Linked DNA regions of Homo sapiens: all the other regions are linked to region 3. A link is a loop called in an ENCODE intact Hi-C map of the cell type or tissue named here. Cell type or tissue: endothelial cell of umbilical vein. All regions are shown on one strand. Each heading gives the region's core, and the rest is flanking DNA. Links, peaks and the distances in the headings are about the cores only. Region 1 overlaps OTOGL (otogelin like). Region 2 overlaps ACSS3 (acyl-CoA synthetase short chain family member 3). Region 3 overlaps SYT1 (synaptotagmin 1). Region 4 overlaps PPP1R12A (protein phosphatase 1 regulatory subunit 12A). Region 5 has its middle 39 kb from the start of PTPRQ.

The links. A loop is a pair of places that touch in the nucleus more often than their neighbours do. Peaks named below come from ENCODE experiments on the same cell type or tissue, not always from the same donor. Only the 100,000 strongest peaks of a DNase experiment are listed, where the experiment ranks them.
Region 1: it touches region 3 in a loop (6-fold over the local background); 21 of 110 quality-filtered maps call a loop at or near these places.
Region 2: a loop joins it to region 3, with 32 times the contacts of the local background. A loop is called at or near these places in 4 of 110 quality-filtered maps.
Region 4: it touches region 3 in a loop (6-fold over the local background); 4 of 110 quality-filtered maps call a loop at or near these places.
Region 5: a loop joins it to region 3, with 4 times the contacts of the local background. A loop is called at or near these places in 2 of 110 quality-filtered maps.

The regions. Positions count from the first base shown.
Region 1 is chr12:80,192,890-80,196,889 of GRCh38, forward strand. The region is part of intron 1 of OTOGL (otogelin like); the gene reads left to right. Among named protein-coding and RNA genes, the nearest start is that of OTOGL, 95 kb to the left of the region's middle. In endothelial cell of umbilical vein, for the core only: CTCF peaks have their summits at 209 (motif pointing right) and 2,441 (motif pointing right); a DNase peak (open chromatin) is centred at 2,442.
Region 2 is chr12:81,254,153-81,261,001 of GRCh38, forward strand. It overlaps ACSS3 (acyl-CoA synthetase short chain family member 3), which reads left to right. Exons shown (of 16, transcript NM_024560.4): 16 at 705-6,849. The coding sequence ends at 770. PPFIA2 (PPFI scaffold protein A2) reads right to left here. Exons shown (of 33, transcript NM_003625.5): 33 at 3,823-5,508. Among named protein-coding and RNA genes, the nearest start is that of PPFIA2-AS1, 22 kb to the right of the region's middle. In endothelial cell of umbilical vein, for the core only: a CTCF peak has its summit at 4,005 (motif pointing left); DNase peaks (open chromatin) are centred at 3,069 and 3,969.
Region 3 is chr12:79,404,552-79,411,400 of GRCh38, forward strand. All of the region lies in intron 9 of SYT1 (synaptotagmin 1), which reads left to right. Among named protein-coding and RNA genes, the nearest start is that of MIR1252, 11 kb to the right of the region's middle. In endothelial cell of umbilical vein, for the core only: a CTCF peak has its summit at 3,577 (motif pointing right); a DNase peak (open chromatin) is centred at 3,600; H3K27ac peaks cover 416 bases.
Region 4 is chr12:79,884,107-79,890,955 of GRCh38, forward strand. The region is part of intron 1 of PPP1R12A (protein phosphatase 1 regulatory subunit 12A); the gene reads right to left. Among named protein-coding and RNA genes, the nearest start is that of PPP1R12A, 48 kb to the right of the region's middle. In endothelial cell of umbilical vein, for the core only: a CTCF peak has its summit at 2,992; DNase peaks (open chromatin) are centred at 2,055 and 3,005; H3K27ac peaks cover 260 bases.
Region 5 is chr12:80,401,730-80,408,578 of GRCh38, forward strand. No RefSeq gene overlaps it. Among named protein-coding and RNA genes, the nearest start is that of PTPRQ, 39 kb to the right of the region's middle. In endothelial cell of umbilical vein, for the core only: no CTCF peak of the experiment used is centred there; no DNase peak of the experiment used is centred there.

The DNA.
Region 1 (4,000 bases), core at 1-4,000, 790 kb after region 3:
GAAAAAATAAAGGTTACTACTCAGATAATCTTTGGCTGAAACTAAGAGATGAGGGAAATATCCTCTTCATTCTTACATAGTATGGGCTCATTGAAAATACTAAAAAAAAAACCGAATCAGTTGAATTTGAGAAAATTGTGGAATTTTTTAGCAAGATTTGGAACATTGAACATCTAGATTAGGCTCCCTAAGTCCCTTCAATTGGACAATATAAAATGTCCTCTAGATGGAGCAGCAGGCTTTTTCTTTAAGACAAAGAATTCTTATTTTTGTGAAAGGAACTTCAGAACTTCATTTTAAACAGAACATAATTTAAAGAACCTTATTCTTAAGAATAAGGTAAGCAGGCCAGGTATAGTGGCTCACACCTGTAATCCCAGCACTTTGGGAGGCTGTGGTGGGCAGATCACAAGGTCAGGAGTTCGAGACCAGTCTGGCCAACATGGTGAAACCCCATCTGTACTAAAAATACAAAAGTTAGCTGGGCATGGTGGTGCATGCCTGTAGTCCCAGTTACTCGGGAGGCTGAGGCAAGAGAATCACTTGAACCTGGGAGTTGGAGGTTGCAGTGAGCCAAGATTGTGCCACTGCACTCCACCCTGGGTGTCAGAGTGAGACTTCATCTAAAAGTAATAATAATAATAATAATAATAAGGTTAGCATATATTATTGGGAATATCCATTCTTTGATGAAGGAAATGTTATATTTCAGACAATGTAACTTATCCTCATATATGCTGGAGTAAAATGCATTTGATTTAAAAGTTTTCCAAGTGAGATTCACTGAGTTTTGGAGGCTTGCGGTACATGTGCAAGAGCCAGGAAGCTATGGATGTTCTTTAAAGATGTGAGTATAACTGAGAGGGAGGAATGGTGAGGACTGAGAATGACAAGGGTTAAGGAAAGTCCTTTTGTTTAGACAGAAACATTTTCCAAAGATGGTTTCAGTGTCTGCCTAAATTGGATTTGTGAATGTGAAATATAGAAAGCTTGAAGTCATCTGACACATCCGCCTCATTTTACAAAAGAAGATGCCAAGACCCAGAGAAGTAGCTGTCATTCTGTTGTATCAGTGGAGTTAGTGATGGCACAGAACAAAATTGGATAAGCAGTGTAGTGGACCTTTGTTGTTTTAGCTGCCTCTGACTAACAACACTGATTTTCTTTTGGGAATTATACTCCTCCAAGTGTATGGAATCTTGGAAAGCTAATAAAGGAAGCCGAGGGGTCCCTAGATACTCCTGTATAGCCAAACGTTAGGCATGTGACCTAGTCAGGCACTCGAGGGACTTCAGATCTTCAGCAGAGTTTTTATAAGGAAATATGAAACAGTTGGAATTCATTTATTTTAGATGATAGCCTAATATTCATTTTACTAAGTATGATTCTTCAACCTTCCTGCTAGTTCTGTGGGATCTCCAATAACCCAATAATTCCCCTTTTTGCTTAATGCTTGGGCAGAGTTAGTTTCTTCCGATACTTGCAACCAAAGAACCTTGAGAAACTCCCTAGCCCATCAATGAAGCAAGACCTTCTAATTGCAAATTTAAATCACCCAACAGAATCACCATAAGTCACCAAGAGTAATATAAGACTTATTCATATAGGGAAAATAAACACACTCTAATCCCATAACCAAAAACATAATCAGAATATTATGCTCTAATTCTTTTGAGTCATGACAAATTTTCAATTATAGAAAGAAGAATCTGACAATACTGCTGTAATAAACATTTGTTGACTAAATGAGAAAAAGTTTTCCATTATATAACATTATACTAGAGAGCGCTCTAAAATATATTTAATGTAGCACTTACATTTATTTTTTCTGATTATAAAAGTAATACTGATTTATTTTGCCCAGATTTATCTTAAATATTAAAATTTAAAAAAATAAACTTTCGCTTGTTTTCCTATTAGAAATCAGAAAAGGGGCAAATAAATACCAAACTGGAAACATTGTACAAGCCACAAGCCATATGATATTTGAATCAGACTAAAATAACAGTGGAATAATGAGTTCTTTACAATTTTTTTCCCTTTCAAATTCCTTCTCAAAAAGCATTTGACTTAACCCTATTACTTAGAAAAAGTGTTGCAAAAGCCTCATTTTAAAAAAATGTAATTCCTTTTAATGTACCCAGCAAGTGGACCCTCCCTCCCTCTCTCCCTTTTTAATATCTCAGAATACAATTTTTAAAAGGGAGCTTGATGTTTATAAGTTTCTTTAGGCTATTATAACTAATCTTTGGAATGATTCAACATTATGTGATTTATAAACTGAAAAGTCTCATATGTCAACAATGAAATCTACTAGAAACAGGCCATTCTTATCTTAATAGCATTTTAAGACAGAATTTGCAGTTTGGCTCAGCTTAGCAAGGCAGGGAAAAGAATGGTTAACAGCCTGAGAGCATGCACACTGACGTTCAGTAGTGAGCCAGCAGAGGGCTTTTCTGTACTTGCAAAAAGCAACTTGTTAATGGCAGATTCCTAGCTCAATTGAAGAATGATTACTTTATGGAATATAAGGTCATGCTAAAGGGAAATCAATTTCCTATACACAAGGTAAATAAAAATAAAATAGGCTGGTTAGTAGAATGAAGGCAGACAAGGAGTTAAAATAGGCTGGTTAGTAGAATGAAGCTTATATGATTTAATTCAGCCTAATATTTGACTTATTAATGAGCCATCTTTTTGAAGATCACAATGTGTATTACTCAGATAGAAGTCCAGGTAAAAACTTATCAGTCTGTGGGGCCCACTCAAGTTAGATTTTGATATAGACAATGCCCTATCATGGCTCTTTAAGGGTCACAGTGGTGTGCTGGAGCCAGCTCCTGGTGGCTCCTGAATGCCCATTATTAAATTTGGAGGAATTTTGTGAGCCGGTTGAAATCACATTAGTAGCTTAAAATTGGCCATAGTGGGAGTATTTATACCATGGACATCTGCAAACACTACAAAGTAGGGTCCTCCCCTTTCCCCAGTGGAGGTTGTTAAACGGTTACCAGAATATCACTGAACATAACAAAAAAGGGGATTTTCTTGAGAACTGTGTCATCTAAAATCATGAATACATTCTCATGCCTGTTCATGCCTGTCTTGTCCAGCCCAGCTGGTATGCAAAAAATCATCCTTGAAGGTTTGATTTCATCTTTCAAATATTGGGAGTTCAATCTGGCTCTTTCTCTACTAATAAGTGAGTGGGGTCTGGAGGTGGATTCTGGAGCCACTAGTGTTTGCTGTGCAGGTGGATGAGATGGGGAGCATCTTGGTGTGTCTGTGAGCCTTGGTGTATCCATGAACATTGAGCTACAGTCCCCCTCCTTTTCTCCATTGCTTAATTTGTACCCTCTGTTTAAAATGCAGTCAATGCAATTTTTCCCAGGGACAGTTATCCTATCTACAGCCTTTCAACTATGCACCTTACATGACATCTATCATTGTTGATGTGATAATATTGTTATTTATAAATGTAGACGGGGTCTCAGATTTATTAACGCTACACTAAGATGTACAATGAACAATTAGGTTTTTATTTTTATTTTTCTGTAGTTGACCTTATGACTGTCATTCACTGCTCTGTTTGGATGACTTAGGTAAATGTCTTTCAGAATTCCAGTCCTTTGCCTGCTGGCCCCTAGGTGTGGGAAGTGGAGGGGGTTTCACTTGTTCTTGTCTGTCTTAGGGAGACTGGTTCTTCCACCTGGACATCGTTCCCCGGAGGCATGTTGGTCTCTGCTGCAGGTGTCTGCTCTGGGCTTCTCCTTAGGCTGAGGACCTTTGCTATACAAATGGTCTTCTCCCTAGGGCTCTGCTGATATCTGCAGCTGCTGATGAAAGCCACTGTAACCCCTGCTTTGTTCCAGTTATTTTCTCTGATGATTTAGGGCTCTATATCAGCTCTTACTGGCTTTGTGAGAAGTCTAACTGGATTTCCTCCTCTAGGCCAGGGCCTTCCAAATTTAACCTGAGACTGGTTAAGGCCATGAGGGGA
Region 2 (6,849 bases), core at 1,621-5,620, 1.8 Mb after region 3:
TTCCTGGGCTCAAGCGATTTGATTGCCTCAACCTCCCAAAGTGCTGGGATTACACGCCTGAGCCACTGCTGCCTGCCAAAATATTTTTTCTCTTAGTAATTGTCAGTTAAATTCAAACAAATTTGTGGAAACTTAATCCTATTGAATTAAAAGGTACATTTTCCTTATTATAGTAATTAATGGCAATTAGTGAATGAGAAAGCAAAATAATTGAGGCTAGCGGCAGTAGATGTTTAAAATGCTCTAACTGATAAATGCTAATTTTGTAATTATTTTAGGAAATCTTAGGCTGATTCAATCATATGTTTTAATTTGTGTGTACATTATGTGTGCAAAGATATACCTATTTTTATCATTAAGATAATAAAAGGCAATGCAACAGTAAGGAGTAGTTATGTGAACAAGTGACAAAAAAGAAACATTCTTTCTACAGAAATATATAGAAGACTCTTAAGAGGAACTCCAACTCTAGAGAAAATACCATCTAGGTCCAATAGTTTTGCTAACTGAACTGTTTATTTTTTTACTCTGGAAAGCTACAGATGAGTATTAATATATTAGGTTCAAAGTTCCCTATTTTTAAACTTTCCATATGAATATTACAAGACAATGGGGAAAACAACATTGCATATAATTGTTTAATTATAGAAAGAGTAGAAGAAATTCAAGGAAGAGTATTCACCTGACCCTAATTTTTTTTCCAGATAACTTCTACAATTGAAGACCCCAGCATTTTTGGCCACGTAGAAGAAATGCTGAAGCAAGCATAATGAGTTTGTCTTATTCCTATTTTGAGTTGATTTAATTTCTTAATTGAAATTAAATTATTTGAGTTGTTTCTCAGAAATAAATATTTCAGTAGAAATTACTTGCAAAATGAAATGTGAATTGTAAAACTTGGCCTAAACAAATCTAATGAAAACATGTGAAAGACCTGTGCCTTTTTTTTGGTTTGACCCTGTTAGCATTGTTATTAGTTATCTATAACATGGCTTATTGAATGTCATCTACTGCTTTAGGAAAAACGTATCTAGTGTATTATTTTTAAAATTGTACCTCCCAAGAAGAACACTTTAATTGAAAGCAACACTAATATAGAGCCACTTCCTGAAACCAAGAATCTGTAGTTTTGATCCAAAATCTAAAACTTAAAGTCAGAAAATAATTAAAATTTTTCTTGTAGAAATTTTAGATATTTTCTAGTATTCTTTAGATGCTCACATTGTTTTAAATAAAATAGATGAAATGGGAAGTTTAGGTAATCATCTAGACAGATGAAATTATTATCTAGGTAGGAGGGCTTTTCTATACATTTTCTGAGGGAAAGCAGAACACCGGGGTTATAGCTATACCTTCAGGTCTTTTGTTACTTAGGCAAGGAAAACCACATGTCTGACCTGGTTCAGCATGTAATCCGAGCACTTTGGGAGGCTGAGGCAGGCGGATCACTTGAGGTCAGCAGTTTGAGACGAGCCTGGCCAACATGGTGAAACCCTGTAGCTACTGAAAATACAAAAATAAGCCAGGCGTGGTGGCGGGAGGCTGAGGCAAGGAGAATCACTTGAATACAAGAGGCAGAGGTTGCAGTGAGCCAAGTTCCCCCACTGTACTCCAGCCTGGGTGACAGAGTAAGACTCCATCTCAAAACAACAAAAACAACAAAAAAACCACATGCCTGGCGGAGAACAAAGAGATCATTTAGTCCAATCTCTTCATGGAGATGAGGGCTCCTGGGAGCCCCTCTTCATGTCTCAGGTTCTTAGTTGACTATGTTTATCCAAATGATTCCAGATTCCTGTGGAAACAAGGAATCGATGTACAAATGGGGTAGGGTGGCAAGGAAAACTCTTAAGAGAGAAACATCAAGGTTTTCACATTAGGTTAAAGACAAGAAGGTTTCTAGGCAGGTAGTGTAATGTCTAGGTGATTTTGAAGTGAACTTAAGCCACTAGGTTTGAGGGACAAAGGACAGTAGAAAATGGTGAAGACTGCAGATCACCTGCTATACCTCAAGGAGCAGCGGACCCAGCAGAATATGGCCCAAAAAGGAGGCAGGTCTCCTGTTGCAAGAGCCTCTGTTTTTTTAAAGAGAAAACAAAGAATCCTGGTTTTTATGTGAAATCTCTAATTTTAAAATAATAACTCATTAAAAATATTGTAATGTCCAAAAGTATCTTTCCATTTAACTTCTAAAAATCTCTTAAATGTTTTTTTTAAATAATTGTAAAGTGAGTTTTTGTTAAGCTTATAGGAATGGGCCAGTTAACTAAGGTAGACAGATGTAGGAAATTAAATATTTGATTTACTTAGGGATCTATATGACATCAGTTATCAAAGAATACATTTTAACCCAAAAGTATACCATGCTCATTGTATCTTTGATCGTTCTTCAAGTATTTCTCAATCTTTTAATCTATCAGGAACATTACTATCAAGAGCAGATTGTTGTAACATAATACTCAGGATACATGAAATGTATGTGAGAGATAAATAGATAATAGAAAGTTTATTGTTATAAAAATGACCTACAACTTATATAAAAAAATTCTGAAAATGTTGACTTTTTTTGGACTGAAGACTGCAAAATAAATGGCTTCTCAAAGTAAATTCCTATTTACTTAAATTGCCTTCTTGATTGTTACACCTGGAAAAATATATTCATCTACTTTTTCCTTTTAATTATGTTAGTAGACTGAATTAAACCAGCTACATAGACACTCTCTCATTTGAAGCTGTTGGGATCCTTGAGTTGCCTCTTTCATTGGTACGTTTTATCCATTGTCACAACTGTGGTCTTCATTAATAACTCATTTTAATGTCTTAGGAGTAGAATGTGTTTCCTTATTTTTTTTCAAATAAGAGTCAGTTAATTTGAAATGGCAAATTATTTACCTGAATGTGTATCATTGTTCATTTGCAAGGTTTAAGCTCAGGCAGATCCAATAATTAGGTAAAGGTTGCATCTTTGGTCCTCTTGCACATTTTTTCTGGTAATCAAATCTGAAGCGACATCTCAGCAAGCAGACTTGGGTTATTTTCCACTAGGATGGGAATGGAAAACAGTGCTGGAGACTGGGGAAGTGGCTATTTCCTGTGTCTCACTGGGGAATTGCAAGATCAAAGAATGTTGTTACTTTTATGTGATGAAAAAATAGGGCAAGAAAGATATACCTGAATCATCAGACTGCTTAAAATTTGGGAGGAAAAAATTCTATTTTACTACTAACCATAAATCACTTTTGCTAGATAGTACTTTAAAGATTCTGAATTAAATGTATCTTTAAAAACAACAATATAATATTACTAAAAAATGCAGACATACTTAAACTTGCTAGAATAAATTCTGTGAGGTCTTCGTTTGGTATTTTCATAGGATTTCTTACTGTTAAGTTATTGGAAAATGAAAATATAAAGTGCTTTCAGAAGTTATAGTATTTTCCAATTCATTGAATTACTTTGCTTGTGAAAATATATTAAACATATTTAAATGAGACCTATCCTACATTTAAAAACCAGTTTTGTTTATATAAAATTGTATTTGAAAGGTCCTGAACATTAAAAATGTGAAAATTTATAATGTTGATGATCAAAAGTAACGTGTTGAGACTCTGAGCTTAATCCATTAAATGGATTTTAGAATCTAGTAGAAGTTATCTTTCTTATAAATTAAAACATATTTTATGCTTCTTTTTTGAGGGAAATACCTGGATCTTTTGCATCACTATATGTTAGTGTCTATTATAGATGATTAATCTTTCTAACTTGATCTTTAAAAGAAAGAAATTGATTTTAGTGATTGAGTGTTATATAATAGTAGATACAAATCTAGTTATGGCATTATAATGTCGTAGTTCCTATATTCTATTTCATTTCTATGAATCAAGATGCCCATGTTTAGATGAGCTTAGAAAGCTACTTCTCATTGTTCCTACTCAGGCCACATTTTTAGAAAAAAATTTTAAGATCACTCCCATAAGCAAGTTTAGATCTCCCTCTTGTGGCAGACTCAATTTTGAAGCTAAATATTTGGGTCACCCAAAGAACACATTTCCTGATAGTTTAAGTAAATTGTCGAGCCTTATGTGACTAGAAAACAAAGCTTAAACAGAGAACTGGAATTATTATTTTTTTTATTGACAATGGAAAGGGTTTCTGTTATCATTACCTTTTGACTGAATCTGTTAAATAAAAATAGACATCAAAACAAATGTAATGTACGTGCAAACATAGCAAATTAAAATACAGAAAAGAAATTACTAATGACAGGTCTTGCGCTTAATAAGATCAAGCAGCAGAAAATCAGCAGTTAGATAAATGGTATTATTAAATAGGCTTTACTTTGAATCTCCCATATAAACAAAGAATAAACAACAGTAACACCACCAAATAAAGCCACAGGGAAGAGATTACTCTTCTATACTTTTATACACTATATATGTTAATCATTCTGTCTTTCATTTATTTCCTCTGATAAAACTGACTTCAGGGAAGTCGCAACAAGGCCATCTCGGCTAAAAGCTTATAACATTAGACATGAGTCTGGCTAATGCCCTGTTACATTGACAAAAGGGAAAGGTATCTTGGGTTTCGTTTTCTCTAGTGGAAATGAGCCTCAGACTCTGCGGTGGTTGACATTCACTGTCCAGTACTGGCTGGCATTTCAAGATATTTGAATGAACATGTGGTTCTTAGTAAAGAAGTTTTTTTATCTTTTTTTTTTTCTTGGTCCACAGGTAACAAGAGAAGATTATGGTTTTTTAATATAAATTTTTAAATAATTGCTTTTGACCCTTGTAAACAGCTTGGCTTTGTTTTGTATTGAAAAGGAGATCAAGCCATCACAGTGCTATTTCTAAAGATATAGGACATCCCTGATTGCCTTTAAAGCTCTATTTTTGGCTCCGGTTCCAGGTTAAATCATTCTTTTTTACATGATCAGAGGCAGGTTGTTCAGCTTTAAGTATTGACAGACTTGAAGGAGAAACACGTTGAAGCATGAAACATGCTTCAAGGAAACATATTGATTTGACTATTAACAATCCAAAAACTGTAAAAATGGTGGAATGGTAAAATACAAACAGTACTTGGAATTGTCAAATGTTTGCACTCGAGACTCCATGAACCATATATTTTATTTTTTAAAAAATCATATTTATATCCATTTACATAAGACTTACACATTTAAAAAGAAATGCACGGTAATACATAAATGCCTAGTATATTACAATAAAACATGAAAAACAACTGGCTTCATTTCATAAAAGCATCTGTTGTACAGAGTTTATGATGTAGATGATGTTTATTATTCAAATGACTTAAGCATTTTATTACAATTTGTAGTAAACTAATCAAATGTAATATCTGACTCCCCCCAAAAATCACATTTTTCAGCTTTTAATAAGTCATGACGTCATTATTTCCTTAGAATTCAGTTTTCACAAAGGTTTTCACTGCTCGTCTTCTTAGATGGTAGTGCACTTTAGGTAGAGTAGACTGAAAAGACGCCATCTAAAATATACAATGGATAGCATTAGTTCACTGAAAAGTCCCAGACTGGGAAATCTCATTCTACTCCTCTGTGGTGTACCTCCACGCAGCCTGCTTACTCCTGTCCTAGAAGATCATGAGAAGGAAATCATCTAGGATGTAGCCAACAGCCGTATGTAATTAACATTTGCTTTTCTCCAATTTGGTGCAGGGGAGCTTAACAAATAATAGAATTTGCTCAACTTTGTGGAAAGTATGGCAGTAATGTAAACAAAGGTAGTTATGCAAAATGTTAGCATGCCTTCTGAAAAATTTACAACTTGCTAATTAATAAATTGGGTTGAATTGACCTATTTCATAATGTAGATTTATATTCTAGTTCATATATTTTAGAGTTCTTAAAAAATACCTTTATTTGTTACAAAAACATAACGATAATAAGTCACCTATTGTAAACGTTTGTGTCAGTAGTATGGCATTGCTGATTGTTTTCAGCCATAATGTACTTAGAAAAAGCTCACAATTGCTATTACTGACACAAAAGAAACAGCAAGTAGTATGCTCTGGATTATTTTAATATCAAAAGTGTTGTTGTTTCACCCAAACAAAAAATGGTTGTCCTAGATTGAATTATTGTAAATGAATACTGTTATCCCAATTAATGGTAAAAACTAGGAAATATGAACTAGAATGTCATGCACAAAAAACAGATTGCAAATAGAGTAACTCTACCCATCACTTAAGAGCTAAGAAGCAAGCACTATTGAACATATTAAATAGTCATTTGTAAATTAGTGAAGTGTTCATTTCCTGAAGAAATTATAATGCTATGTGTAGAATCTAATATAAACAGTATTTTGGGAGACCTCTTATTTAGCCAAATTATTATATACTTTAAATCATGTCTAATTAGGTGCCAAATTATATACCATAATTAAAATTTTAATGTAAGGGTTGTACATTCTGAAATTAAATCTCTTATCGGGATGCTTTTCATTTTATCAGCTTCAAATAGTGATCCAAATAAGGCAGCATATCTGCTCCCATCCTAAGCCCAAAAGACCAACAATAAATTGTGTGGCACTTTTAGTTCAAGGCAATGAAAACAGCACAAGGTGAGTTGTTCCTCTGTCTATAACTGTTTTCTCTTAACCCTGTGCACACATTTTGTTCTAAATATCGCTCTTAAAAAGTATTTTTCTAAAATATTGATTCATCGAAAGTGGTTAAATATTTTGGTAAAGCATAGTTTTAGGTTGAAAAAAAATTATGAACATTTGACATTTATAAATCTAAGAAACCACAGTTTTACTATTAAGACTGTTTTTCAATAAAACCTCATTTTTATATGGATTTTAAAGT
Region 3 (6,849 bases), core at 1,629-5,628:
ACTTATCTGGAGAAGTCAGCTTCATCCGAGCATATATTCTACTTAGTGGTCAAGTACATGTAACTAAAGGTAAAGCCTACATCCAGGAAGCTTACGTGACTTGCGACTTGCGTAGCGTAGGTTTCAGCACATAAGATGCTAGATCAGATTGCATAATGCAACGAGAGCTAACACTCATAATTACTTATGTAAATTATATGGCAAGAATTTCCCAGGCCTTTAGGGAAAAAATGTTTATTTGCGGAGCCTAATTTTTTATATCAGCTATCACGAAAAAGATTGTCAAGGAGCATATTTGACTATTGGACTTGGATCTAGATGTACCCTCTTTGTGACATTGTCACATAATGACAACCTGGAGGTTAATACATTAAGGCAGCCTGTATGTGAGTGAAGCTTCAGAACTACTTGAAAATTGCATTATTTAACTGTGTCCAGATGGAATAGAGAACATTCTCACACTGAGCAATTATACCAGCAGGCCATTGATTGGGAAGTTGATGTTTGTCTTTTTCCACATGAACAAGGGCAGTCCCATTGCTGGAAGCTAGTGCTCTATCATTTTTAAATAAACAGAATGTTTGTCATTAGCATTTTCTAAAGTATTGGAGATATCTGATCTGGATTTGCTTTTATTTCTTCTTGATCAAATGAAATCTGCAAAGCCTCCATATACTCTTGTGCAATCTTAACACTTACTTAAATCATAGAAGCTCATAGAATCAAAAGTATACTTTTCATAAGAATTTTTAAACCCCAAAATTCCAAACAGGCAGAAATAAATATTACCTAGAGTTCTTGCAGATTTTTCAATGAATGCCTTCCTAATCAAAAGATTATAATTTAAATATTGATTAATTTATCTAGAATTTTAGAAGATTTAGAGTAATATCAACCCAGCTATGGGAAATACAAAAATAAATCATTAAACAAACATTTTATGACTCTTGCTATATCTCAGGAATTATACTGAAGTTTGACAAATAAACGTCTGACCACAAACAATCATAGACCCCTGCCCTCAAGGCTTCACAGTTGGGATATACCCTAAGCAATATCTATTTCAGTTAAGAACACATTGGGCTGCAAGTAACAGAAAATCCTCTGTAAACAGTAGAGTAGGCAACTTGGGAATTACTTTTTTCACATAACAAGAAGTCAGAATGCAACCTTTGGTTTGCCTACTCTATGATGCCATCAGGGACCTGTGTTTTTTCCTTCTTTTCAGCTCCTCTATCCTTAGTATGTTGGCCTCTGTTTCCATGATTGTCTCCTCATGGTGCAATTGAAGACAGTGGCTGTCCCAACCAAGTTTTTCCTCTTTACCAGTAAAGCAAAGGGTTTCTCAGAAATCCCACTCAGACTTTCCTTAGATCTTATTAACTGGAGAGTCAAAGGGCCACTTTTATCTAAAAGACTAAATGAGAACTAATGGGACAAGATCATCATGGCTGGCTTTTAAGTACAAGAATGACAGGAAAGTAATGGTTTAAAAAAATTAATATGGAAATGAAAGAGGAGAAAGGGAGTCAGTAAGACCAAGTGGAGCATTGCTAATATAATTCTGTCATAAGAACAAGAAGGTCTAGGTAATGGATCCTCTTATGATGGCTTAGTTTGTAATACCTTTCATGAAAGAAAAAACATTATGGACAGGTGGTCAGATACTTCCTAAACAACAGTCACAAGTTGCACTGCACTGTGGTGACTGGTATGTCTGTAGCTGCAGGTTAAGCACTATCTCAAGCATAGAGGTGACCCTTGGGGCAAGATAGTGCCTCTGAGCTTCTAAGGGTTACATGTTATAGGTCTGATTTCCACCTTATTCTATACACTCTCTGAAACTTCCAAAGATTCTGCTACATAAATCAACCTCATGCCCAAGTTGGTGGCAGCAGAAATGAACCTTAACTTAGCCCAAAAGGGTTTGAAGAGAACCAAGAAATAAAGCTAGAACCAGATCCAGCACTATCATTATTCTCATGCTACTTTTTAAAGTCTTGTCCACATTAGTCAGTGATAGAAAACTGATGTTAGGAACACTGAGCACCTAAGTGTCACTCACTCTGATCTCTAGTTGCTGCTTCTGATAAATTTCACCAATTAGCACAGGCTTAGAGTCAGATTATCTGGGTTTGAATACCAGTTCTGCTACTTGATAGTGGTGTAATCTTGGGGAAGTGCTTAAATTCTCTGTATTTTTCAATAAAATATTGATCACAATAGCACCTACCTCACAGAATTGTAGTGAGAAAGAAAGTGAGTTAATATTTGAAAGTCCTTGAAAAGTGTGTGGCACATGTCAGCCCTCCCGGAATGTCTGCTATTTTTATTACTGCAGCCATTATTATTCTGGTGTAGAGGTGAACTACCCTGCTTTGGAGGTCATAAAGACCTTGATTCAAATCCTGCCATTATCACTTACTATCCCTATGGCCCTGGACAAGTTAATTCATGGTTCTGAGCCTCAGTTTATTTATCTGTTAAAAAGGGATAATAATGCTTGTTTCATCAAGCTATGGCAAGTATTAAGATGGCATGTGACAGTGCTTAGCACAGGCCCTGACAAATAAGTAATTTGTATTCTTTTTTATCCTCCATGATACACTCTTTTCTCTGGGTTTATCACTAGAACTCCCCCGGGATGATCTGTTACTTATGACTAATCATACTCTGTGTACTTATACCACTAATATTATTTGAGTGAAACAAACTTAAATTCAGCATCAGGAACTACCTTGAAAGGAAAATAGACTCATAAGAGTAGTCTCTTCCAGTTTTGAGAAGAAAAGATGCCATCCTACAAGTATGGTAAAGGTCTTGATGAGGGAGGTAAGACCATGACAGTACCACCATGCCTTCGTCTCACTTCCCCACCACAACTGAGTGATCTAGCCACCCTCTAGAGTTGCTACCACCATTTGTTGGGAAGGCATGAAGTCAAAGAAAAGTTTGAGACCTGGGATAGTTGTCCCCATTTGTCATACCATTGGGATAGCTCTGATCGTCACATTCTTAGAAATGCAAATACTAAGCTCTGAGAAGATACAGTCTTCTTTGTGAATCACCTCCATCCCAATTTTTGACCTCACTTTTAGGTGGGATGTATCTACAGCACAGAGTCTGTGACTCTGAGATACATCAAAGACTATTTGGTGGCCCCTCCTGAAATCAGAAGAGGATGTAATTTGCTGTGGTTTTTGCAACTCTCTTACGCACAGTCCAAGCAAAGAACATTATAGTTTTAGAGTGGATGTGGCTGTCCTTACTCTGGTATACTCACAGGAGAAGGACATTGCTGTCTTCTTTCCTTCCATCTTTGATCACATCACTACTGTATTGTGACCTCTTCTTCCCAGAAGAACAACAGTTTTATCCTCTTAATCTTGTTCAAACTGCCTTCTAACACTGACCACCACCAAAAGATGTTGCTTCGAGAAGAGGCTGAATGGAGAACCTTAAATGCATGGGGAATATTCCTGAGTCTCATTGAAATCAGTTTATCCTGGGTATTACACTTGAATTTAAAGCAAATGTATGCACAGGCAATCCTGGGTGAGCTACTCTGAACAGGAGATGGCAGTAGCAGCCAAGGATTTGGGCAGCCCTTTCTAGTCCTAACAGAGGGGATTTCCTATTGGTTCATTGTCGATTCTGGACTGCAGTTTTGCCTCACCAAAGCCAAGGTGGCTAAATAATATGCCCAAGATCCCAGACCTTGCTGAATTTCACAACTATTGAAGAATTAGAAATTGCTCAAATTGAAGGCTGAACGACCAAGTGAACACTGTGGGGAGCTTTTACTAAGTCTCACTACAGAGGAAGGGAGGAGGCCTCCAGAAAACAAACAGATATGCCCACTTAGATTGGCATTAGTGGGTTTATTGGAAGGAGCAAGGATCGGAGATACAGTGCACATTCTTACTGAGACTTTGAGCAAGTCATTTAGCGAGGTGATTCAGCCCATGCTTTCATGTGGATTCAGGGAATAAAGAAGTCTTCCTCACAGGCTTTACAAAGGGTTCAGTAAGATAACAGCCAGGAAAACTCATTTTGTAAACTATGACATGCTATAAAAATACAAGAAGGACATTTTGGTTGGTTTTAGGTCATTTCTTTGAATTTGTCCTGGCGCCTCCAAATTTCCTAGACCACATTTTTTTCTTTCCTTTTCTTTCTTTTTTTTTTTTTTCCAAGTAATATGGTCAGAAGCTGTTTGACTATGAGTCTATTATTTCTCTGATAATTATAATTTCCCGGAGAGTTATGGCACACAAATTACTTTGTAATAGCTCTAAATTCTTTGCTTTATCCTGAGTCTACAATTATGCACTTATCCATGCTCCTGTCATCTGTGGTACTGATTTATGGAACCTCTGTTCTCTGATCTCCTCATTTCTTACCTCTGCCTCCTTTAAAACTCAAGAAATGTGGCAGCAAGGTCAAATTTCTCATCGGGCCAGCATTACATTCTCAGGTGTAATCATTACCGTCTTAATAAAGCAAGCAGTTAGTTCCACAATGGTCTGTTTAATCCACTAGATAATTGCTAAGCCTTAATTATATAACCCAGCATACTGTCCCTTGCTATAATTCCAGAACCACCATGTTGTGGTTTGAAACATCTATTAATTTGGTGCAAATATTAATTAAAAATTTATTTCTAGCCAAGAATATGATGGATCAAGTGCCATGTATTAAAAAAGGAAAATATAATTAATCTTAACCAATTTCACTTGGAGCAAAAACAATGTAACTGGAAAGTTTTCTGGTAACTGCCACACACTCACAGACTTTTTTCAAAATTTGAAAAAAGGTATGTCTAAATTTTAAAGTATTGCAGTATCAGTTTGGTATTATGGTAGAGGATTTATAAGCCATGCAACTGCACAAAATTTTTGATATCGTTAATAAGGCAAAGATATATTACTTCGCTTTGTTCTGCTTGTGACCTAGAGTGAATTTTATTCATAGCAAAATTAGACCTTACTAGCTTCTTATACCTGAATGGCCTAGAGGTAGAGAAATTTCCAGAACAGCCTTATTAGAGAGTGGGGTGCATGACAAGACCATAATCTAAAGCCAGTTTTCAGTTTTATTATTTACTTTGCTGCCTTGATCATTTTTCTGCACTCATTTGGCTTGAAGGCATAGACATTCCCTGTTGATTATCTCGGCTTGGCAGTGGGTTTCTGCTACACATTTTGATTCCTAATATGGTAGTAGGAGAGGATTTTGTATGAGTTCCAGCGAGTTTCTCTGGGCTTGTGGAATGCAGCAAGGAAAGAATCCTACAGAGATGAAAACATGAACATTTGCATTGATTAAAGAGAAAAAGGAAAGAAAGAAAAAGTATCACTCTAAACTGTTTTTTTTCCTTTTCTTACTCTGTTCACTTCACTTCTAATAATGTCTTACACTTTTGGGGGTGGGAGGAATTAATGCTGTGTGTTCTTTTATTGCTCATATCTTCATGGCCATTTCAAAAATTATTTTGAAATGCTGAGTGTGTTTACAGAGGCAGTGTTAACAAAATAGTTTTCATCATCATCAAGGTTTGAATCCCTGAAGCACCCTATCCCTCTGTTCTACAAATTAGCCACATGAAGAAAACTGAGAGAATAAGTTTCATGTTGCTAAAAGAGAATAATAGGCTGATCATGTATATTCACAGGGTACAAATTACATTGTCTTAATTTTGCAGCAATATGAACTATTACTAAAGAAATACCTTACTTGCCTATCCATCTATTGATTGTGTTGGAGTTCAATACAGTTTTTCTCTCAGGGTCATAAAGCCATTCACAGAATCAGGGGTGTTCAAGGGCGAGAATTCAGTCATGGGTTCTTAGTTTGTGTTTCTGGTTGGGCCAGTAAAGCCCCTTCCTCATCTCTCTTTTCCACTTATCACTACAGATGCAGACTTAAAACCATGGCTTCAGGCTGTTCAAAGTCAAAAAAAAAAAAAAAAAAAAAACAGAACGACAATAATAACAACAAAATAAAGCAGGTTATACAAGCTCGTATGCATCTCAGATGAAGAACTTTCCTCTAGTAATAGGCTCCTTTTCCCTAAATGTATTTACTGAAGGCCTCTGTATTTTAATAAGCTATATTTTCACTGGTTTTAAAACTTCATTATTTTCACCATTATTCACATCCATTTAATGTGTTACTTTTCTATAATTAAGCATTACATTTGGCAGTTATGCCCTCAAAACTGACTATATCAACATTTAAGGTCATGTATTTGTAGGCTTATTGGGGGCTGTATCAAAAAAAAGTCACTAATGAGAGATCATCTACAAATCCAAGAAATTCAGCATGCTAGTGTAGATGTGAAAGTGTGGTTTTCATAATGCTCCAAATATTTTCTTTTTCTGGATAACTTATTTTAAGGAGCCCTTCAGTAAACAGTTCTGATTTGACAGCAATAACCAACCACAAACACAATTAGTCAGTATATTAGATAAGCCCGAGATTGGTTGAAGAATAATGCAAACCTCAAAATAACAATGATGTAAATGACATAGAAATTTATTTCTCTGGAATATGAAATAATGTAAAGATAAGCAGTCCAAAGCTGACATGGGGTCTTCATCTATCACAAGGAACCTAAGCTGCCGTCTTTCTCTTCTGCCGTCCTCAGCATATGGCTTTCATGCCATGGACCTGTGTGGCACATGAGGCTCCAGACAATGAAGAGAAAAAGGGAAAAATAAGTGTGAACCTATGTCCTTTACTGAAAGTCCCACATAGTACTTCCACTTACATCTCGATGGTCATGAATCTAGTCTTGACCACCTGCAAGGGAAGCTGGGAAATGTAGTCTTTTATTGTAGGTGGCAA
Region 4 (6,849 bases), core at 1,369-5,368, 480 kb after region 3:
GATCCAGAATAGGGTCTTATCTGCCATCTTTTGAGTAATCCTTTGACACTTAAGATAAAAGACTTTCATGACAAATTGGTAATTTTTAAAGTTTCTCCATTTGAAGAAGGTGATTACACTGGCTCTTTGAAAGACATTAACACACAGAAATAGCTATTCTCCAATAAATGAAACACTGCTAATTTTGATTTTAAATGTATATACTTTTAAGTCGACATAAGAAACACCAACAAAATACCAATACCAAAAGCAATTAATGTTAAATCTGCTTGTTCTTTTGTTTATAAATGTTTTTGAAATATTTTAATATAAATTAAATGCTAAAAGCATTGCCGCAAAATATATATCATATATCAATCTCAAATTAGTGGTGTAAATTGTTCAAACTGTTGTCCTCAACATTTATAAAGTACATACAAGAAACTGGCAAAGCATGCCCATAAAAATATTGTTGCTAGGAGAATCAAAAGCTAACACATGTAGCACATTAAGAAAAACAAGACTTGCTGACTTAAATTTCTGACTAAATTTGGTCAGTTTACTGAACCATATAAGGAAAGAAGCAGAACGGCTCAAATACACTTTCAAAATCTTATCTGACATGGTTTACCTTCAAGTTTTTCTTGAATGTAAATGCAGAACAATTACCAATAATAAATGGCTGTGTGAAGACAGTTTTGTCATTTAATTCCACGTACAGGCAGCTTTGTCAACTTGAGTTGTAAACTGATTCAAGTACATAAAACTTTAGTTTTTATTGTTCCACACATGTTCATAAGGAAAAAATTGAGAAGCCTGCTAACAAAGAGTTAACAAGGTGTTTATACAATGCTCAAAGCAGACAGAGTCCATGACTTAAAGACAGATCTTGAGATGTGTAGCTTGAAAAAACATTAAATTTCATTCCTAAAATAGAACAAGTATGTTTAAACAAACATAATTAAATTGAGTAAACTTGCCATCACAAAACAAGTAGCATTTGAAATAAATTCTAACATTGTTATATTCCTTTTCTTGAAATTATTTTTGTTAAAAGTACAAACTCTAGAGCCAGACTGTCTGGAATTAATCCAGTTCTGCCATTTACTGGTTGGGTGTTCTTGGGTAAACTCCCATCTTGTGTGCCACAGTCTCCTCCTGAAAATGAGGATAATAATAGAACCCACTACCTCAAAAGTTTACTATGAGAAATATATGAATATATACAGCGCATAAAGTAGTACCTGTCAAAAAGTTAAACACTATTGTTTATATAGTCCATGCTAATTCTTCCCCATTTAAATTATTTTCTCCTTTTTATATTATTATTCTAGAATGCATTTTTATCCCACTATAAATTATGAAACAGTTAAATGGCAAAGAATTGTCAAATATTCCTTTTAGTGCCACTTTTGGTGGCAGGTGGCAGGTAAGAGTCCCACCTGCCAAAAGTTTCTAAGAGGATGGTTAAGTTTTAAAAGATGCCCTAAGAAAATCTTAGGGATTACAAACATCCTTCAAACAAACTTTTCTGCAAACTCATTCATAAGTTTATATATGATTCAGAAGAGCAAAGCAAAAGAAAAGAGTTGTATAAATGTAATTATAACAATTTAGGTGAAAATGAAATTATAGTCCATTACCCGAAATGCTTGCAATTTGTGCCTAATCATTAGGAACAGCTAATTATTGATAGGTAATAGGCAAATTAGTTTGAATTACTTTGAATACAGAAGTTCTCTTAGTCAATTTCCTCTTCACAGAAACAATTCCTTTTTTGTTTGTTTTTTGTTAGAGATAGTGTCTCACTATGTTGCCCAGGCTGGTCTAGAACTCCTGGCCTCAAGCAATCCTCTTGCTTTGGCCTCCCAAAGTGCTGGCATTACAGGTGTGAGCCACCACATTCAGCCAAACAGAAACAATTCTTTATGACTCTTACGACAAGCTCAACTGGTACAAGCAGAAATTGTGTGTATATACTAGAAAATATTTCATGCCCCAAGCATTCAGGGCGACATAAATGTCAGTATGTTTAAAGAGGAACTGAATTGGATACTGTCCAAGCAATGTTTTTGTTCTATTTTAAAGAAAACTGAAGTGGGACATTTCAAAGGAGGAATTATGGGTGTGGTTTACACAAGAAAGACAAAGAAAAACTCCAAGCAGTACTCCTATACTAAATAATAAAAAAGAAAAACCTAGCTCTTGCATTAGAATACTGGCAAATGAAAAGCAAGTACAATTTTAGGAGGCCGTCTATATTTAGTTATGAAAACAAAGAGTCCAGCATTGCATTTAAATTGACCTTTTCTCACCTTTCTACTACCTCAGGTGTGAAAATCTAGATGTAAAAACAGAAATCTATCCACACAATAATTAAATATTCAAATGAGATTCAAATGACAAGATGACTAGAACAAGAAATCCAAAACATACACAATGGCTAGACCATAGGGAACTCTTCATTTGGACAAACAAAAGTTGAGGCTTATATATAGTATCTAAGAGTAATTATAGAAGAACAGTGTCTGACAAAGAGAGATCACAATATATATTTGTTGACTGAATGAACTAGACATAGCAAATACAGGATATAAAAAAATCTGACGAAAACAATTCAAGACAAAAAACCCACAAAAGTTTCTAAAGAAAAAGTAATTTAATTACTGTATAAATATTCATTCAACAAATACTATATATTTGAATGAGAATGCCAAAAACTAGAAACCACAAATATCCAAAGATTAAAATATGCTCTTTATCTATTCTTGTTACATAGCTCTGTTATTTCCTTTACTGATAAAAATCTATAAAGTAGTACATTGAACCTAGATTTTTAGAAGCCAACACTTTTATTTGGGGACTTAGTAAGGGCACAGAATTTCTTCTGGAGTTTAGTCATTAGGGATACAAAATAAATTGAACTTCAGGGTCATTCTTTCATGAATAATTTTTACTGACTGCCTACCACATATAACGTAATGCAGTAAGTCATTCATTTTGGTAGATACAAAGACCAACACTAGAGGGCATATTTTCCTGTTTCCTTTGTGCACAATGCCTAGCATACAGCAAATACATAATACATATGTAGTGAACCAAAATACTAATTTCTTAAATAAGTAGGCATTTATGACCTACTGTGTGTATGTATACATAAAACTGTATTAAGTACTGTGTAAGACATGCTGACTTTATTAGTATTTTATGTATTTCCACTCTTCTCCTGGCTAGATTATAGTTCCTTAAGAATAGAAACTGCCTTACACATTCCATAATTCCTGACAGTGCTATTTCAATAAATTTTTGTTGATGAACTAAAATAAACAATCTTGTCCACAGGATGCCCAATTAAGAAAAAAAGATAAGCAAGTAAGTAGAAAAATGCTATGAAATTTAACAGCGATATAGCGAAATAAAGGAAAACTCAATATGTGAATGGAAATAAGTTATAAGAAAACTTTTTGGAGAAAATAAATGTTATGCAGGTCTCATTACTGTCTGCACTCTGGAGACAGGGTGGAAGGCAGATACAGAGAAAGGTTTCCTTGCTGAATTCTATCGTTTATCAGATGTGGTTCACAAACTCAGCTAGAGGGGTTTAATCAATAAATACACTCAATAAATATACTAATGCGAAAATTTTAGTTTCAGGGAAACAAAAGCTTCTACTTACTATTTACTTAAAAAACAAGTTACAAAAGAATACTCATAATATGACACAATTCTTGCTGTTGCAATGTCTAATGAAAAGCCTGGAAGACTACACACCAAAGCGTTAATTAACACTTTAAGTCATTAACCTCTTAAAGTCACTGAGTTATTTCCCAAAAACATCTCTACAGTAAGGACATAAAATTGTTACAGTCTTCCAAAACAAAACATTAACATAGTTAATACACATAGTTGTTAACTAATTGTTTCTTGATGAAACAGTGTTCAGCAAAACAAGTGGGCCATAAAGAGAACAGATTAATAATTCAACAATTATTTACTGAGTGTCTGCTACAGCCAGACACTATGCTGGCTGGTAGGAATACAATGGTGAAGTATACAGACCAGATACCTGAATTCACACAGCTTAGAGTCCAGCACAAGACACGTAACTAAACACACAACAACAAAAAGAGCTATGATAAATGCTATGGATTTAACTAAAGTACTTAACCAATATTTGGGGGAGAGGAGAAATCAAAATCTCTGAAGGTGGTGCCCAGAAATTTCCTCTTTAAAGAAGTTGCCCATCTAACTTGTAAAATACATTAGATTGTGAACCACTGATACCCACAGTAACCAAAGCTAGAGGAATAAATAACAAGGCACAAGCAGCATGTGTAAAAAGTGATCAGAGAAAGCTACATCAGAACCCAGAGGGCATGAGTATTTAAGAAAGGGGAAACAACAGAGGGTTGAGAAGCAGTAGCTTGAAGAGGCAGGAGGGAAAGAAATAAAATGCAGTTACATAGAAGCAAGGGGAAAATGGAAAATAGAATTATAAGAAGTTCTTCCTAGTAAAAATGGCAGAGTGAAGCCACATTTTACAGAATCCATGTCCTAAATAAACACTAACCCTTACTTACATAGCACTTTTATACGTGCCATGGAACTGTTCCAGGTAGTTTACATATACTAATTCATTTAATCTTCACAACAACCCAGTAAGTGAGAACTATTACTACCATTTAACAGATGATAACTGGCAAAATTCAGGATTTTAACCCAGCAGTCTGGCTTCAGCATCTGTACCCCTAACCAATAGGCTACACAACTAAACAGCAGCAGCAAAAGGTAAAATAACACCCCAAAACAATTTGGTTCTATCTATCAAAATTCAAAGGCACATATCCCTTGACAGTGCAATTTCATTCTAGGAATTTATTCTGCAGATACAATCACATGTGCAAAATGACATGTACAGAATTATTTGCTAAGTTCTGGTAAGTGTAAAACTGGAAACAATTTAAATGTCCATCAATAAAGAACTAATTTATGGACTAATATGAAACAAATTCCTGGATATTTTGCAAAGTGAAAAGAACAAATGTAAAACACGAGTAGTCTCTGACCAATGTGATATATTTTGTGTGTGTGTATTTGTTCACATATGGATTATCTCTAAAAAGATACAGAATAAACACTATGGCAATTGTGACAGAACATGTCCAGTTCAACTGAAGGCCCTATAAGGGAGTAGGAAATAGAGCCCTAGTAAATGAATGTCACAGCAAGGAATGGCCTACATAGTAACATGCAGAAGAGAAAGCTGATGGGCTCTCACTTTGCTTCTTTCTCCACCAGCCTAGTGATAGAAAAGACAACAAAATCCAGGCTCTGAGCTGCTCCCCACTGGGTTCCTCATGCCAAGTGAGCCACAATGACCACCAACACATGAGGTAGGGAGACACTGACTGGGAAATAATATCTCCCATATCCCTGTATCTTTATCTGGTTTACAACATTTGTACTGTTCACTTGCTATTTTGATACAATTCTGCACTGGTTCTAAACTTTTCTTGCCAATCCTTGAATACAAATCAGCCCTCTGTAGTCTAACCTAATTCAGCAACTATGAACAACACATACTACAGGAAGAAAAAATTAAAAAGAAATGGTGGGGTTGGGGTTAATGTGTCTTGGTTTGTTTGAGCTGCTGTCATTTTTAAAATATCATAAACTGGGGGACTTATAAGCAGCAAACATTTATTTCATAATTTTGGAGTCAGAAGTCCAAGATCAAGGCACTGGCAGATTCCATGTCCAGTGAAGGTCTGCGTCCTGACTCATATACGTATCCTCATATGGTGGAAGGGCAAGCAGCTCCCTTGGGCCTCTTTTATAAGAGCACTAATTTCAATTTAAAAGGGTTCTGCCCTCATGACCTAACCATCTCCCAAAGGTCCCATCTTCTAATACCATCACACCTTGGGGTAAGGAATCCAAGATATGAATTTTTAGGCATGACAGAAATATTCAGACCATAGCAGTATATAAGCATGTAAAACTTCAGATAGAGACAGCAGTGTGGAAGAGGACATAACTTGAAAAACCAAAGAAAATGCCCTACATTTTGAGGCTACTTAATAACATTGAATAAAATAAGAGATCAAAGGTGGATGATAAATCTTATTTAACAACAAAATAAGCACGGTTGAAAAACTCATACAAAGTAAATTAGAAAGGATTTAAATATCATACACTCTAATAAGGTAGAAATAGTAACATGGCTAACAAAATGAGATGAAGATTAAAATGGATGAGTGCTGACTTCCTCATCTTCCCCAGTAAGCAACTAATTGAGTAAGTCCAAAATTGAAATGTAGTTAAAAATTATCCTACACAAAAATATCCACTGAAATGTTTTCAGGCCTATCTTCTAAATCTTAAAGAAATCCTTAAGAAAATACTCTCTCTAGTTGTAAAGGAAAATTTACCCAAATTTGAACCGTTACTTCAGTCTTCTAACATTTTTTAATTAAAATAAGCATATGTAATATGCATCCTTTTTAACAAAAGTATATCAAAGGATTTGTATAAAGAGATTCTGAAAAGATGCTTTCTAATTAAACAATGGTTAGTTACGGACAATCAACATTAATTGAACAACTTACTTTTTAACATAAAGCATGGAGGCCTAGCTCAAAACCGTTTTAAAAGAGAGCCAAACCTTGCCTGCAATAAACTCATAGGCCATCAGACATAAGCATACACATAGATAAATTTCTAATATTAACTCTCTAATCTCAAATTCTCCTTACTCCAGTATACATAGGTAACTTCAGAAACCTCAAGAATACACACACACCACCCACCCACACCCACCCACACACACACACACACACACACACACACACACACACATTCACTCACTCT
Region 5 (6,849 bases), core at 1,319-5,318, 1.0 Mb after region 3:
CATGTATTTTGAAATATTTTTCATGATGATGGTGTAATTTTAAAATGTGAGGAATTAGTTCCAAAGAAGCAGCAGTTGCATAGGTGTTCTAGATTTCCATTAATTGAGGTTAAATAATTTCACACAACACAATGTAATTTTGTGTAATTGCCTGATAATTCATTTTATTTCTAACACCTCTTTTAAACTTAATTAAAGCAGTTTCTAGAAATACGTTATTTTGTTATTTGTTGGAAAGTACTAATGTTTCCAATTTTATTTAGTGGAAAAATTATGCAGCACTCACCTATTAATGCCTTAACATTCAATTGGATGAGCAGTCATTCTAAATTGAAAATTCATGACATTAAAATGATATACACACACTCCATTTAAAGGATGTCCAATAGTTTAGTTTTGAAGCTAAAAAATACATGTTTAATTGAACTGAATACACTTTACTTTGCAGATGGAGAAATTAATTATTCTGCTGCTCTGGTTACAGTATGTTGTTAAGGTAAGACATTTTTGAGTGCACCCTCTTTGGAATAATTAGCTAATGGGCAAGATGTGATTGCATTGAATCTATCATTCTGGAAAATAAGGAGTATACTGAAGGGAAATAATGCTAAATATCAGGTTTAGTACCTAAGAAAAAAAATTTTCTTTGCTAGGTGTCACTCACATATGTATTTTTATAGCTTAAAAATTGTGTTGGAGATAATCATGGAGATAAATCAGAATTTGGGAAGAAGACAGAGTATAATAAGGCATTTCAGAGTTGTTTTTGGTAGGAATTTTGATACATATATTCTTTTGAAAGTTGAAATTTTTTTGTCATTGAGGGAACATCAAGGGTCTCTGATTCTGTGGTCTATCTTACTTTGTTTGCTAATATTTTCATTATGCATAGATGAAATAAGGGTCTAAAATGACTCAGTGTCAAACATTTTGTACCCAAATGTATTTTCTTTGCAAACGTGTTGTCAAGAATGTCTGCAAAATAATTCAGTTTTGTAGACATTATCCCCAAGGTTCACAATTGGCACTCCAGGAGGGTTTGCCATGTTTTCTCTGAGATTTTGAGTCTCTGCCTCGTCCCTTACCCCAGGGATACAATGTTTCCTAGTTAGAGAGACATGGATCTTAAATTTCCATGCTCTTATTTTACTTGCTTTACTGAAGTCATTTTCAAAATTATATTTATAAATAGAGTAACTGACAGAGTAATTCATGTGTAGACACTGATACTGCTGAAATGTTTAAAAATTATAATTTCATGTATTTTAGGTGTCATTTTAATAAATCTGCTTATAAAATAACAATCAAGAATGCATTTTTACTGTTTTTTACAGTTTCTTCGCTTTTCCATTTTAGATCTCAAAACATTTTCATTATATACCAATGAATAAACAAACAACAGAAGTTTTTATTGAATGGGATGAATTTCCTAAGGGAGGAAATCCTGAATTTTATTTTTTAAAATATCAACTTGTTAATGATTTTGCTCAAAGAGTAAGGAATCTTTTCTTGGTTCTGATAAAAAGTAAGCATAGTGTAAATCTGGTGTTACCAAGTGCCACATTGTAAATAGGAACCTAATAGTTATCAGGGTTTCTTATTTTATTAATATATAAAATGTTAGCATTTTTTGAAATATCTTTAATAAGTAGATGATCAAATAATATTTAACTTTTTCATAGGAATGACTATTTGTCTTTTTAGAATTTATATACCAAAGGAGAATAATTCTTTAAAAAATGTCTTTTATGTAGAAATAAACATTTCATATATATATTTATATTCCACATTGAAAAACTACTTTTATGAAGGAGATATACAAAAGTCAAATTTTTAATTAATGTGCCTGGCTTAGAGATAATGTTCAATAAACATTTCTTAAGCAGATGAATATAATTATTTGCAGAATGTAAAAAGTATTCTCGCAGACCCACAAAGATGTCAGAAATTAATAATAACACTAAAGGAAAATGAAGATTATCACATCATTTTACAGTCCATGAGATATGGACAAATTTTAAGTGAAAAGTCATTTCAAATTCGTAAGTAATGTATATGTTGATCAACTATGTAAACTTTCATTACCAGATAATTTAAATTTTACAATGATTAACAGGTATAAAATGGTACTGTAAAATTATAATAGTATTATTTTTTACATAATGTAAATCTCAGAATTTAAAGAAAATTATAAACTGAGGTAAGAATATAGTTTTAAATTTTGGCATTTTATGTGTACTAGTGTGAATGGATAGGTAGAGTGGAGATTTTACGTGTTATCCAGATTATGTAAAAAATATAATGTGGTTCTGTAATCTAATTCATTCATTCTATGTAGAATAGAAGAAACTCCCATATAGTCTAGAAAATATTTTATGGGTAGATAATGTTTTCTCATCATGGTGAATCATGTAACTCAATATCCTTTGTGTTTCATTCAATTTTATTTGAATCTGTGCTAATTATTCTCCCTGATTTTTTAGGTGGAATCTCAACTAGCAATATTAAAACAATAGCAACAAGTACAAGTATTTCTTTTAACTGGAGTGTGCCCTCTTCCAAAGATATATCAGTGTCAATATCTTTCAATAATTATTCACAAATTATGCAAAATAATGTTATGGTTTATGAGTGGGGTAATTTAAAACCTGCAGCTTTTTATGCTTTCACATTTGAATTTAAACAGTTACACTTGGATTTCATAAATATATTTCAGAGACTGGATGTTCAAGTTGAAACAGGTATATAGACATTTGGTTCATCATTCATTATATATTTATTATATATTTTGTAGATAATGTAGCAGTTATATTGTATTTCAAAAGAAAGTGATCTGGCCAAGTATTAATCACTGCAGGCTGCTTGTAATCAAATTAGCATAGTCTCCTTTTTTGACTATATCATTCTGGTATCTGACTGATTATTGAACAAGCTGGACTTAGCGGAGTAATGGTAGAAACCAACCTAATAACTTTATTTTCTTCCCAGCACTTCCTTTAAACCCAAGTGGGTTCTCTTTTTCTTTACTCTGACAAAGAGTCATACAAATTCCATAGCGTTTTAGGTTACTTTAATGAGTCAACAAACAGTCTCATTTTCAGGTATTACAAGATCCATTACAATATATTACAAACACACTGATCTTTCATCCTATTTAAAGCTTCTCTGTTACTCATCTATGATCAGACCTGACCACAATTAGGAAAAGTTTAGGGGAAAGGTGAATGTGTTCAATTTTAGGGTCTTCCTAGTTTCATGTCTTTCCTCCACAAGGTGGGAACAGGTAGAAGGGGACAGAATCATAGATAGCTGATGAGGGCAGGACACTCTTTGTGACGGTCTGAGAGTGTCATTTTAATATCCCCTACAGGAATAATAAAAAAGATACAACACATGTATTGTACAAGTGAAGTATAGAAACACTCAAATAGGAAGAAAAAATAAAATAAGGTAATTAAGCGTCCTTTCTCCTGTGGGGAAAAAAAAAGACAAAAGATCTTCAGAACTTTCTCACATATTCCTACTGTGTTGAGTTGAGGCACTGGTAGAATATTAACATGAACTGATGTGCAATATTTTCTCTGAACAGGCTGCTATTTTCTCCAGTCTTTCTGTGGTACATAATCTTGGAGAATAACGCTAAGCAGCCATTCCTGCTTTTTTTCTGGAAGGTAAACACTTTTGAAGTCAAGTGACTGAGAGCAAAATTTTTAGCAAGCATTGTGTCTAGTACTCCAAAATAAAAAGAAACCTGAAATGTGATAAAAAGTTTGCTACCAATACAAAAGTAAGGGAAAAGAAAGGCAATCTAAAGTAAGGTTTTCTTTAGAAAGAAAAACATCGTTTTTTATTTTAATAAAGTTATAATTGGACAATAATTCTGCATAACTAATTCTTACAGCTATTTAAAAAACCATGTTAATTGGTGGTAGTTTATTTGCTCCTTGATTAATAAACAAAGCTTTAATATTTTTATTGGTTTGAAAGTAGTATAGGGAAGGTGCACACTTAATACTATGAGGTTTTCATAATTAACTTGTATACATATTAAGAAATATAATTATGAAATGTTATATTACTGAATTCATCTTTAACAGGGGATTTTTCTTTTGGTAGGATCGTGTTCACAAGGATGGGCAGCATTAAAAAATAACTGTTATAGAATTAACAATGACAGTAAGCCATGGAATATAGCCCAGCAACATTGTAAGTTATCCTTAAGTTCTGCACACCTTGTGGATATAAAAAATGAAGAGGAAAAAAGTTTTGTATTTTCGTATCTCAGGTCAAACAATCAAATAATAATATGGACTGGTCTTAATGATATGAAGGTCAGTAAATGTAAAGAAATACATATATTGTGATAAATGAAACTTTATTATCTATATTCATTCATGCATTCTTTATTCATTGATTTCTTCCTTCATTAATTCAATACAGTTTCTCTTTCTATAGATACCCAGTTTAATATATTTTTAGGCATCTTTTTTAAAACCTAATTTTCCTTTAATTTTGGTATTCCCCAGACCATTTCTAAGTTCATTTGAGTGATTTCATCCATTTCTTCACTCAATTTATCACCTGAACCACCAATTATTCCTAAATTCTTTATCTAGTCTACTTTCCTCTTATGAGTCCAGACATATATCTAATTTTCTTCTGATTATCCCTCTGGCACTTCTTGCAGACACTGTAACATTGCCAAGACTGAACTTGCCTTCTCCCTCTAATCAAACCTGTTTCACTTCCTTTATTCCTCATCTCTGCAAACAGTGCAATAATATGAACCCCAAAACATGAAAAGTGTTTTTCCATTTTCTTCTTTTCACTCCACACATCAGTCTTGTGAAGCTCAATTTTACTAAAAGCAATACAGAAAGATCTGGAGATTTTATTTAACACTAGTGAAATCAGGAGTGTGTAACATTTTTCTTCAACATTCCTAACACTTTGGAAAGTCTCATGAAACTTCATTTGGTCAGCATTTTGTAGAGAAACTCAAGACCTAACATAGTCATCTCTGTCTGTCTGTGTTTTCTTCTTGATGATCCACTGACTTTTATTTCCTGGCACTCAAAGATAAATATGTTCTCCTTGAGATATCCTTATCTATAGTGAACTAAGGCAGATCCTACCAATTTGATGCCAACTTTCCTGTGGAGCTTTGCATAAGCTTGGGAAAACCTCTAGGAATCCTTAATTGCATTTTAAAAATTATTATTTTATTGAGTTTTCTTTATCTTTTAATAGGCAATGAATGAAATTCTAATAAAGATTCCTTAAATCACAATTCATCTTAGACATCTCAGACTCCCTCTCCCAGCATGCCAGTCTCTTCTTAGCAAGTAGACCAGTTAATGTGTGTGTGTGTATATATATATATATATGTATATACACAACTATATATGTATACATATATAGTTGTGTGTGTATATATTTGTGTATATATATACACATATACACACATATATATACATACACACACACACACATATATATATACACACACACACACACACACACACATACAGTTGTTTCCTACTGTTAGCATGATATATTAGGAAATTGGGGCACAGGGAGATTCACTTGCCCATATGGACATGCATCAGATGCTACCCTTAACCATGATATTTTGAGGTTGACATCAAAGTTACCTGCTACATCATAATCCCCATGGTAGGTTCAGAAAGTAATTACTCCTTTAAGTAAATCTGTGCTGAATAAGTGCAAAATTGTTACTGGACTTCAAGGATGGAGAGTGTGTCTTATTCAGCATTCCATTCCTGGCTTCAAACTGGGGTTTGGTACTCAACAGGAACGTAATGAATGAAAGATTAATAGTCTCTTTCTTTCCTTTTGGGATGCTTGCATAGGTAACCTTCATTTAGTTTTCACCTTATAGTTGTAGTAGGTGCTATCATTATTCCCATTTTATACAGGAAAATAGATCTTAGAGAGATCCTGGGGCACATAACTTATCAATGCCCATTCCAGGCCTTGAATTTATATCTGTCTGACCAACTCTCATGCCCTAATCACTTGAAATACTATCACTGATCATATGCCTATTTTTAAAACTACAACAATACATATGTAATAAAGCAGACTTTTTGAGGAAATAGTATTTCTTCATTCTGTTAGGTGGAATTTGAATGCATTGTTTTAAAATCTTTTTAAAATGTCCAGAGGAAACAGGTCTCTTTAATTCTTACCCATGCAGCTTGGTTGGTGCTGTGCTTGATTTTGGGGATGGTCTGATGACCAAAATATAGACATAGTATCTGTTTTCATAGTGTTAATTATCTCTGTAAGTATTACATTTATTTTTTAAGGAGGTGTTATGTATTCGCTGTATTATAAACATACTCTCTAAAACTATTGACAACTATGCAAAGTAGTCATGATTATTTCCATTGCACAGGCAAGAACATTTAGTTTCTAAGATTAGTAGTTGCCCAAGAGTAGATAGTTAAGTGTCAGAAATATAATTAGTATGCAGGAGTATTTTGTCAAAGCTTATACTTTTTTTCAACTACCCCTTTCAAGAAGGATAGATATATGACAGATATTTATTACTTGTGAAAATTGGGTTGGTGACATTCACCAAGGACATCCTTTAGAAGGAAGGTATCAACAACCTCTCCTGACGCATGCAATTTATTTGATGATTTCAAATGAAATAACTAACATTTAATGAATATTTTCTCTGAGCCTCATTGTGTTGAGCCTTTGAATGTACTGCCTCTTTAATCATTACAACAACCTTAAGATGTAGTTTCTATTATTATACTCATTTTACAGATGAGAAAATAGAGGCTTATTGCGAGATTTGCAATTCGCCTGAAGACA